2 separate regions of the Homo sapiens genome follow, and region 1 is linked to region 2. Evidence: read pairs that join two places in POLR2A ChIA-PET (ENCODE). Cell type or tissue: GM12878. All regions are shown on one strand. Region 1 overlaps ZYG11B (zyg-11 family member B, cell cycle regulator). Region 2 holds the start of ZYG11A (zyg-11 family member A, cell cycle regulator).

Evidence for each region. ChIA-PET counts read pairs that join two places held together with the same protein. Peaks named below come from ENCODE experiments on the same cell type or tissue, not always from the same donor. Only the 100,000 strongest peaks of a DNase experiment are listed, where the experiment ranks them.
Region 1: POLR2A ChIA-PET joins it to region 2 with 7 read pairs; 4 of 35 experiments call an interaction of 5 or more read pairs at or near these places.

What each region holds. Positions count from the first base shown.
Region 1 is chr1:52,769,948-52,774,947 of GRCh38, forward strand. ZYG11B (zyg-11 family member B, cell cycle regulator) reads left to right here. Exons shown (of 14, transcript NM_024646.3): 3 at 1,073-1,827. It also overlaps the pseudogene RPS13P2. Among named protein-coding and RNA genes, the nearest start is that of ZYG11B, 46 kb to the left of the region's middle. In GM12878, no CTCF peak of the experiment used is centred here; no DNase peak of the experiment used is centred here.
Region 2 is chr1:52,840,231-52,845,230 of GRCh38, forward strand. ZYG11A (zyg-11 family member A, cell cycle regulator) reads left to right here and starts at 2,530. Exons shown (of 14, transcript NM_001004339.3): 1 at 2,530-2,743. The coding sequence starts at 2,654. RefSeq lists a silencer at 2,280-2,609 and an enhancer at 3,111-3,704. In GM12878, a CTCF peak has its summit at 2,523; a DNase peak (open chromatin) is centred at 2,534; H3K4me3 peaks cover 1,928 bases; H3K27ac peaks cover 1,392 bases.

The sequences.
Region 1 (5,000 bases), 70 kb before region 2:
TCATATGCTTGTGACACTGTTGATTGGTAGACAGGTAGATCTCGAAGGCACTTCAAGAGGTTACTGTGTCGACTTCATTTACATTCATCTGCAGGAGGGGGAGTGTGGGGGGAAGCTGTAACTACTATATATATATATATATATATTTTTTTTTTTTTTTCAGAGACAGGTTCTCACTCTGTCACCCAGGCTGGTGTGCAATGGTGCAATCATAATTCACTATAACCACAAACTCCTGGGCTCAAATGATCCTTCCATCTCAGCCTCCCTAGTAGCTAGGACTATAGGCATGACCACTGTGCCCAACTCGTTTTCAGTTATTTTGCAGAGATGGGGTCTTGCTATGTTTCCCAGGCCTAGATCGCTTTAATAAGGTTTGAGATCTGGCTAGTGGTTTATTAATGAATTACAAGGCATTAAGTGCATGCTAAATATATTATGTGTATATGTGTTTGTATAATAATATGTTAAGGTGAATTTAAAGGATAGGCTAGAAATGTATTGGTAACAAATCAAATACCTTAACACAAGGTTTATACCTCACTTGTGGTACATAAACTCTGCAAGTCCATAGAGGATTCTGCTTCATGGTCACCCTAGGGTCCAAACTGATGGAGGGTTTCTCCTCATATAACTATACTCTCTAGAACGTGAAGTCTCCTCGTTTGTCATAGCAGGAAAAGACAGCATGGAAAATCATGCACTGGCTCTCAGGTGCTTCAACATATAGTGCATTGGCCAGAACTAGGCACATGGCTCCAGCTAACTCCAGGGATGGGCTGGGAAATGTAGTTGTCTGGTAAGGTAAGAACTAGATGTTAGTGGATATCAATAATGTCTGCCACAGTCCTGATTCTGCCACTTGCTAGCCCTGTGATCTTGGAAAGCCACTCTCTGAGCCCCAGTTTACTCATCTACAAGTTGTAAACAATAATAATCTCACCTAAATGAATTGTGATTATCAGACGAGATACTGTTACATGGGAGCGCTTTGGAAATGTAAAGTGTGATGGAAATTTTGGCTATTCTTTAACTGTTTTTTGAATTTAAAACGCTGCTTGTTTTTCCACAGGTCTATTGAATGATGGAACTGTGGGTATTTTTAGGGGCAACCAGATGCGCTTAAAGCGAGCCTGCATTCGCAAAGCAAAGATCTCTGCTGTTGCTTTCCGGAAAGCTTTCTGCCACCACAAGTTAGTGGAACTTGATGCCACAGGTGTGAATGCTGATATCACGATTACAGACATTATCAGTGGGCTTGGCAGTAACAAATGGATCCAGCAGAATCTCCAGTGCCTGGTGCTGAATTCATTAACTCTCTCCCTCGAGGATCCTTACGAGCGCTGCTTCAGCCGGCTTTCTGGCCTTCGAGCTTTAAGCATCACGAATGTTCTCTTTTACAATGAAGACCTGGCTGAAGTTGCCTCATTGCCAAGATTAGAGAGCTTGGATATTTCTAACACCTCAATCACAGACATCACTGCTCTACTGGCCTGCAAAGACCGACTCAAGTCTCTAACCATGCACCACTTGAAATGTTTAAAAATGACAACTACCCAGATACTGGATGTAGTTCGGGAACTCAAACATCTGAATCATCTTGATATCTCAGATGATAAACAGTTTACATCAGACATAGCTCTTCGCTTACTAGAACAAAAAGACATCCTACCTAACCTTGTTTCTCTGGATGTTTCTGGGAGAAAGCACGTGACAGATAAAGCCGTTGAAGCCTTTATACAACAACGTCCAAGCATGCAATTTGTAGGTTTGCTGGCTACTGATGCTGGTTACTCTGAATTCCTCACAGGCGAAGGACATTTGAAGGTTAGACTTTAAAAATGTATTATTTTGTCAGGCTGACCAATATCTTAGTTGCATAAGACTCTATTAAAGATGAATGTCTGTAATATATGGAACATGTTCATGAAACAGGGCTGCATATAGTTGAAAGGCTTAGAGTCCTAATTAAAATCTCAGCTTCATGACCCAGAACAAGCTATGATGTCACTTCGAGTTTTTATTTATTTGTAGAATAGATATTATTCTTACCTTGCAGAATTCTGAAGATTAATAATAATCTATGTAAAGGGCAAGTCACGTAGTAGGTCCTGGCTAAACAATAGGTTGTCTTATGATGATAATGTTTAGCTATTTTGAACCATTTACATATATGGTTTTTTTGTTTTTGTTTTTGTTTTATTTTAGTTAAACAATCATTTTATTGCTTGAGTACACAGACAAATTTATGCGACCAGGGCAGAGGCTGTAGATGATTCATATTTCCAACTGGGAGGGAGGACTCGCTTGGTCTTATAATATTGAGCCAAACGGTGAATCTGGCTCTCTATCAGAATCAGATGGAATTTAGCATCCTTATCCTTTCTGTTCCTCTCAAGATGCTTTGAACAGCAACTGCTTTCTTAATTAAATGGTAGAGATCTTCAGGAAGATCAGGAGCAAGTCCCTTAGACTTAAGAATTCTTAAAATTTTATTGCCTGTCACAAAACGTACTTGTGCAACACCATGTGATTCTCTCACGATTACACCGATCTGTGAAGGAGTAAGGCCCTTCTTGGCCAGTTTGTAAATCTGCTCCTTCACGTCGTCAGATGTCAACTTCAACCAAGTGGGGAAGCTGCGTCGATAGGGTAAAGCCGACTGGGACAGGCCCTTCTCAGGAGCACGCATACGACCCATGATGGCGGCGATCAGGCAACGAAAGGCTTGTTTTTTTTTTTTCTTTTGAGACGGAGTCTTGCTCTGTCGCCCAGGCTGGAGTGCAGTGGCGCTATCTTGGCTCACTGCAAGCTCTGCCTCCCGGGTTCACGCCATTCTTCTGCCTCAGTCCCCTGAGTAACTGGGACTACAGGCGCCCGCCACCACGCCTGGCTAATTTTTTGTATTTTTAGTAGAGACAGAGTTTCACTGTGTTAGCCAGGATGGTCTCAATCTCCTGACCTCGTAATCTGCCCGCCTCGGCCTCCCAAAGTGCTGGGATTATAGGCATGAGCCACCGCGCCCAGCTACATATACTGTTTTTAATGGATAACTTCAGAGAAACTAAGGACACCCCTTGTTGAATTGAATACCTAGTGGAAGATCAAGTTTTCTAAGGAGATCTCTACTGTAGAAATGGTAGAATTTTGCTTTTCCTAAGATTTCTCATGCCTAATGGTTTAAATTTAGTTTAACAAACATCAGTTGGATTTGGTAGAGCTTGGGATTCAAAAATGAAAATGAGGCTGGGTGCAGTGGCTCACACCTATAATCCCAACACTTTGGGAGGCAGAGGTGGGCAGGTCACTTGAGGTCAAGAGTTCAAGACCAGCTTGGCCAACATGGTGAAACCCCGTCTCTACTAAAAATACAAAAATTAGCCAGCCATGGTGGCATGTGCCTGTAGTCCTAGCTACTCAGGAGGCTGAGGCAGGAGAATCACTTGAATCCAGGAGGCGGAAGTTGCAGAGAGCCAAGATTGTGCCACTGCACTCAAGCCTGGGTGACAGCGTGAGACTCCGTCTCAGAAAAAAAAAAAAAAGAAAATGATATAGGATCTGCCTCCAAGGAGCTTAACCTAATGGGAGTGGTGATTATATGATTAGAAATACATTTTTATATTTATACCTTTTATAGATGTATGCTTTAAACTATATATATATATATATATATATATATATTTTTTTTTTTTTTTTTTTTTTTTTTTTTTTTTGAGATGGAGTCTCGCTCTGTCGCCCAGGCAGGAGTGCAGTGGTATGATCTTGGCTCACTACAACCTCTGCTTCCCAGGTTCAAGTGATTCTCCTGCCTCAGTCTCCCAAGTAGCTGGGACTATAGGCACACACCACCATGCCCGGCTAAGTTTTTGTATTTTAGTAGAGACAGGGGTTCACCATGTTGCCAAGGCTAGTCTCGAACTCCTGAGCTCAGGCAGTTCGCCTGTCTTGGCCTTCCAAAGTGCTAGGATTACAGGAGTGAGCCACCACCCTCGGCCTGGTTTCTCTGAGAAATTGATGGATGAGTGGAGATCTTAAGGGTGAGTAGCTCAGTAGAGAGCATTCCAGGCAGACAGAATAATACGTGCAAAGACTGCGTTAGGAAGAGAGGTGAGACCCAGGCATCAGTATTTTTTAAAGCTTAGATGATTGCAGTGTCCAGCCAAACTCATGAATCACTGTTTTACAATAACTTTTTTTTTTTTTTTCCTCAGAGGCAGGGTCTTGCCCTGTTACCCAGGCTGGAGTACAGTGGGCATGAACAGGCTCACTGCAGCCTCTACCTCCTGGGCTCGAGTGGATCCTCCTGGCTTAGCCTCCTGAGTAGCTGGGACCACAAGCATGTGCCACCATAACTGGCTAATTTTTTTTTTTTTTTTTTGAGATGGAGTCTAGCTCCGTCACCCAGGCTGGAGTGCAATGGCGTGATCTCGGCTCACAGCAACCTCCACCTCCCAGGTTTTGACGAATTTCCTGCCTCAGCCTCCTGAGTAGCTGGGATTACAGGTGCCTGCTATCATGTCCAGCTAATTTTTGTATTTTTGGTAGAGATGGGGTTTTACCATGTTAGCCAGGCTAGTCTTGAACTCCTGACCCAGGTGATCTGCCTGCCTCGGCCTCCTAAAGTGCTAGGATTACAGGCGTGAGCCACTGTGCCTGGCCTAATTTTTTTTTTTTTTTTTTTTTTTTTTAGTGTTTTTGTAAAGATGGGTTCTTGCTCAGCGATCCTCCCACCTTGGCCTCCTAGTTTTGGGATTATAGGTGTAAGCCCCTGAGCCTAGCCTGGCTTTCTTACCATAGAATTTCCAGCTCTGTCATCAGTATTTCCCCACTCGATTTTCTCTTCTCACTATTTCCCTACTCAGTTTTCTCTTCTGTTACCATCAGTTTCCTGAACCTTCCATTTCTCCAGAACTAGAATTCTTACATTTGTTGGCCACCTTATCCCATACTTGGATTATCTACCATGCTGTAGCTCCCAACTCATGAGAACATTGAAAATC
Region 2 (5,000 bases):
CCAAAATGTTGGGATTACGGTGTGAGCCACTGCACCCAGCCACTTTTATTTACTTATTTTTACTTTTTGCAACAAAGTCTCGCTTTGTCACCGGGGCTGGAGTGCAATGGCGCAATCTAAATTTACTGCAACCTCTGCCTCCTGGGTTCAAGCAAATCTGGCTCAGCCTCCCAAGTAGCTGGGATTACAGGGATGCGCCACCATGCCCAGGTAATTTTTTTGTGTATTTTTAGTAGAGATTGGGTTTCACTATGTTGGCCAGGCTGGTCTTGAACTCCTGACTTCAGGCGATCCACCCATCTCGGCCTCCCATAGTGCTGGGATTACAGGCATGAGCCACCGTGCCTGGCCTCATGTGTTACGTTTTAAATTAATTGGTTTAATAATAAGAGCTTAAATAAAATATTTTGTCAGAAAAGTGAAAAACATAATGCCTTTTATTTAGTTCATGTGACTTGGGTAATCTTTGGGAAATAAAGATGGGTTTAAAGATTATTGATAAAATACAAATGTCTTCAAAATGTAAACATGTGGTCAAAATTATGTTCAAATATTAGGTTTGCTAAATGCTTTAAGGTCATAAACTGCTTCCTTGGCTTTTGAAAATTGTTTAACTTGCCTGTTTTCTAGCTCGGTAAGGCCTGGGACATATGCAGTTGGCCACACCTCTAGATATGCTGGAAATAGTCAAACCTTATGAGAACATAACTTACCAGGTTCTATATTAAAGTTAAAATTGCTGAAATTCACACTTCAGCTGTAATAGGAAATATCCTCTCCATTGGGCAAAAGCCGAGGAAATGACTGTAACTTTCCTTCATCCTCGTCATTTACATAGGGCATACCCCAAGTAGAGGGTATTTAAACTCCCAAAAATTCTGTAACGGGGTCTTTGAGCCCCAGTGCTCGGGCCCACTCCCACATTGTGGCATTGTGGAGTGTACTTTCATTTTCAATAAATCCCTTCATTCCTTCCTTGTTTGTGCGTTTTGTCCAATTCTTTGTTCAAGACACCAAGAACATGAACACCCTCCACCGTTAACAAAAGCATATTGGCGGGGGCACGGTGGCTCACGCCTGTAATCCCAACATTTTGAGACGCCGAGGCGTGCGGATCACCAGGTCAGGAGATCTAGACCATCCTGGCCAACATGGTGAAACGCTGTCTCTACTAAAAATACAAAAATTAGCCGGGTGTGGTGGCGCGCGCCTGGAGTCCCAGCTGCTTGGGAGGCTGAGGCAGGAGAATCACTTGAACCCAGGAGGCGGAGGTTGCTGTGAGCTGAGATCGCGTCACTGCACTCCAGCCTGGGCAACAGAGCGAGACTCCGTCTAAAAAAAAAAAAAAAAAAAAAGCATATTGATTGGACTTGCAGTAAGAAAACTCAATTTTGACTCCCAGGTTGGCCACTCATCAGCTGGCCAAAAAACGTGTTGTCTATTCAACCTGTCAGTTCTTCAGTTTCCCTGTGAGAAAAATGGGGATGATACCTACAGCACAGGATTTTTTTTCTTCTTGTAGTAAGTGGATTAAATAAAAGAATAAATAAATGAAAGAAAAGCATTAGGCAAAGTACTTAAAAATAATTTTAACATCTGAATCCAATCCACTTATCAAGGACTTACTATGTAAAAAGCATTGTGATGTGTTTTACATACATTATTTAATCCTTACATTAAGTCTGTGAGATAAAGCATTCTCATTCTATTTTACTGATGAGGAAGTTGAGCTTCAGAGACATCAAGAATCTTGCTCCAGGTTCTCAAACACTAGATGGCTGAGCGGGCATTCTAATTCAGGATTCAAACTCCAAGGCTCATGCTCTTGAGAACTTTCCTTTTCCAAGGTATTGCTTTCTCTTAAATTAGCTAATGTGTACTAACTTGTGGAGTTTCTTTCCTGGAGAAAGTTAGAAGGGTCTCTCGGGGTTTCTTTCTTGGAGCAGGTTATAAGGGTCTTCTCGAGTACTTTTTAAGTAACAAGAAAGCTAAATAGATTTTTTGGTAGATACTTGCCAATATTTTGTATTCGTTTTATATTTGATTTATCCAGATACTCTAAGGAGTTGAAACAGAGAGGACCGTTAGAGAGGTGCTGTTGCCAGATTTTCAGGGGCAAAGTCTTTGAAATATATATTTTAATGTATGAAAGCTTTAAAAAATATATACATATATAGAAATAATGAATATGTGTGTGTGTGTGTGTGTGTGTGTGTGTGTGTGTGTGTGTACATGTATATATATATACAGTATTCCCCAAACCTACACAGCCGGTCCTCGGGGAATATCCTCTCAAGCCCTGAGGTGCAGGGCTGGGAAGGAGTGGGTGAGCGGCTGGGTCGTGGCAGGTTGGTCTGGGGAGGCTGGGGAGGCTGGGGAGGCGGGAGGAGAACGGTTGGCCCCGGCAGCGGCGTGTCGGAGGGCGGATGGGGCTAGGAGGCCGCCCGGGGGGTGGGGTCTGCGGCGGGCCGGCCCCCGCGTGCGCGTCGCCTCGCCGGGCATTTCAAAAGCTCGCCGGCAGGGCGCGGCGCTAGCTCCGTGTGCCTCGCAGGCGTGGTGGGCGCGTCCTGGCAGCCGCCCGCTTGGTTCTCGCGGGATCCGGGCTCCGGCTCGACGCCGGCTCTCTTTTTGACGCCCCGCCGCCGGGGTTGCCATGGTTCATTTCTTGCACCCGGGCCACACGCCCCGGAACATCGTCCCTCCTGACGCTCAGAAGGATGCCCTGGGCTGCTGCGTGGTACAGGTGAGCACCGGGGTGCGGGCGGCGACGCGGACCTCGGCGCCACGTCCAGCTCCGGCGAGCGCGGCGAGTCTCCTGGGACGCTGCCGAGGCACTTGCTGGGGAGTGTGGCCCGCGCGGGGCTGCGGTCTAGATGCCGAGCCCCTTCCAGGCGCAGGCGTCGCTGCGGAGGTGCGTTGTCGGGGGAGGCGGCCTGGGCGCCGCGGAGCGGGGGGTGCTTTTCTGCGCCCGGCGAAGCGCGTGGAACTTGCGCCCTGAGGCAGCGCGGCGAGAGCCCAGTCCCAGAGACCGGGGCGAGCCTCCTCAGGATTCCTCGCCCCAGTGCGGGCTGCTGTGAGCTTAGACGTAGGTGCAGGGCATGGCACTCGGCTTGGCCCGTAGTGGACGGTGTTTTTGCAGTCATGAACCCAAACGCCGCAAACCTTGACCGTTTCCCCACCCGTGTTGTGGACGCAGCGCCCCGCGGAGGCGGTGACCCTTTGGCCGTTACCACCTGAGGCCTTTGGGCCCGGGGCCGGGCGAGTAGCTTAGTCCGGCTGGGGGAACTGGAACCCGAAGTCTGAGATTCTTTCAGTTCCGCGCGTCCGCCCCCGTCCCCGTCCCGTCCCCAGCCTTTGCCGAATGCCTGTTACTCTTAGCTCTGGACAAAATGCAAACCCAAAGAATGTGTGTTTAGCGCCTGCTGTGTGTTAAGTGTCGCCTTTCTTTTCTTTCTTTCTTTTTTTTTTTTTTTTTGAGACGGAGTCTCGCTCTGTCACCAGGCTGGAGTGCAGTGGCGCGATCTGGGCCCACTGCAACCTCCGCCTCCGGGGTTCAAGCGATTCTTCTGCCTCAGCCTCCCGAGTAGGTGGGACTACAGGCGCGTGCCACCATGCCCGACTCATTTTTTGTATTTTTAGTAGAGACGGGGTTTCACCATGTTGGCCAGGATGGTTTCGAACTCCAGACCTCGTGATCTACCCGCCTCGGCCTCCCAGAGTGCTGGGATTACAGGCGTCAGCCACCGTGCCCGGCCAAGTGTCGCCTTTCTAAAGCAGTCTGGTAACCCCTAGTCTTTTGTAGGCTTTGCTAGGCTCCATTTTACCGATGTAGGGAAGTTGGGAGCTCTGAAATTTAGTTGACTTGCTCGTGAACTTGAATTTCACCTCAGGTGTTCAGACCTCTGGCCCCACTTTGGAAAAAACCCGCCAAGGGCCACCCTTGGGGAACTCGAGGGATTGAGTGGTGAAGGCTCGACCCAAAATTTATGGAGAGAAGGAAATGTTCTGATTAAGGTTGTGCTTTACATATTAACGCCTTGTTGGAAGACTTTGTGCCCTGCAGTGATCTAGCCTGTAATCTTTTGAACTCATTTAGAAAAGTTATATAATTTGTGGATTTGTAATTAATGGAAAACTTGGATTTTTTACGTGTGTGCTAGCATCGTCTCAAGCACATTTTTTCCTGCTTGGAATCGAAACAAGATTTCTTTACAAAAGTACTCACACCCATTTTCTCTGTCTAGTTCTGGGTATATCTCATTTTCTTTGTTAAGGATTTTATTTATTTTTAATTAATTATTTTAATTACACAAATATTGCATGAATACTTTTTTCCCTATGAAACATACATACAATTATTTCCATTTATGTCATTTTAATCTTCTCTTAGCAATGTTTTGTAGTTTTTAATATAAAAGTCTTTTCACATTTTGTTAAATTTGTTCCTGTTCTTGATACTATTGTAAATACTTTTTTTTTTTGAGACGGAGTCTCCCAAAGTGCTGGGATTACAGGCATGAGCCACCGTGCCCGGCCAGCAAATATTTTTTAAAACTTTATATTACCTTGTGTATATATAAGAATACATAAAATTGATTTTTGTATATTGATCTTGTATCCTACAGCCTGGCCAAAGTCACTTAGTTTTCTTTATTTTTTTGTAAATTTTTAAAGATTTTCTACACAGTCATATTATTTTCTTTTTATCCTTTTAATTTTTTATTTTTAATTAAGACGGTGGTTTCCCTATTGTCCAGGCTGGTCTTTGAACTCCGGCTCAAGCAATCCTCTTGCCTTGGCCTCCCATATCTTTTCAATTTTTTGCTTCATGAATTTTGAAGCTATTAGTAAGTTCGTATGCATTTAGGAATGTTAATTCTGCTTGATGAATTGGCCCTTTTATCATTAAGAAATGTCCATCTTGATCTCTAGCAATATTCTTGTCCAGAAGCCTCATTTTTTCTGACAGTGTAGTCACTCCAGTTTCCTTGTGTCTAGTG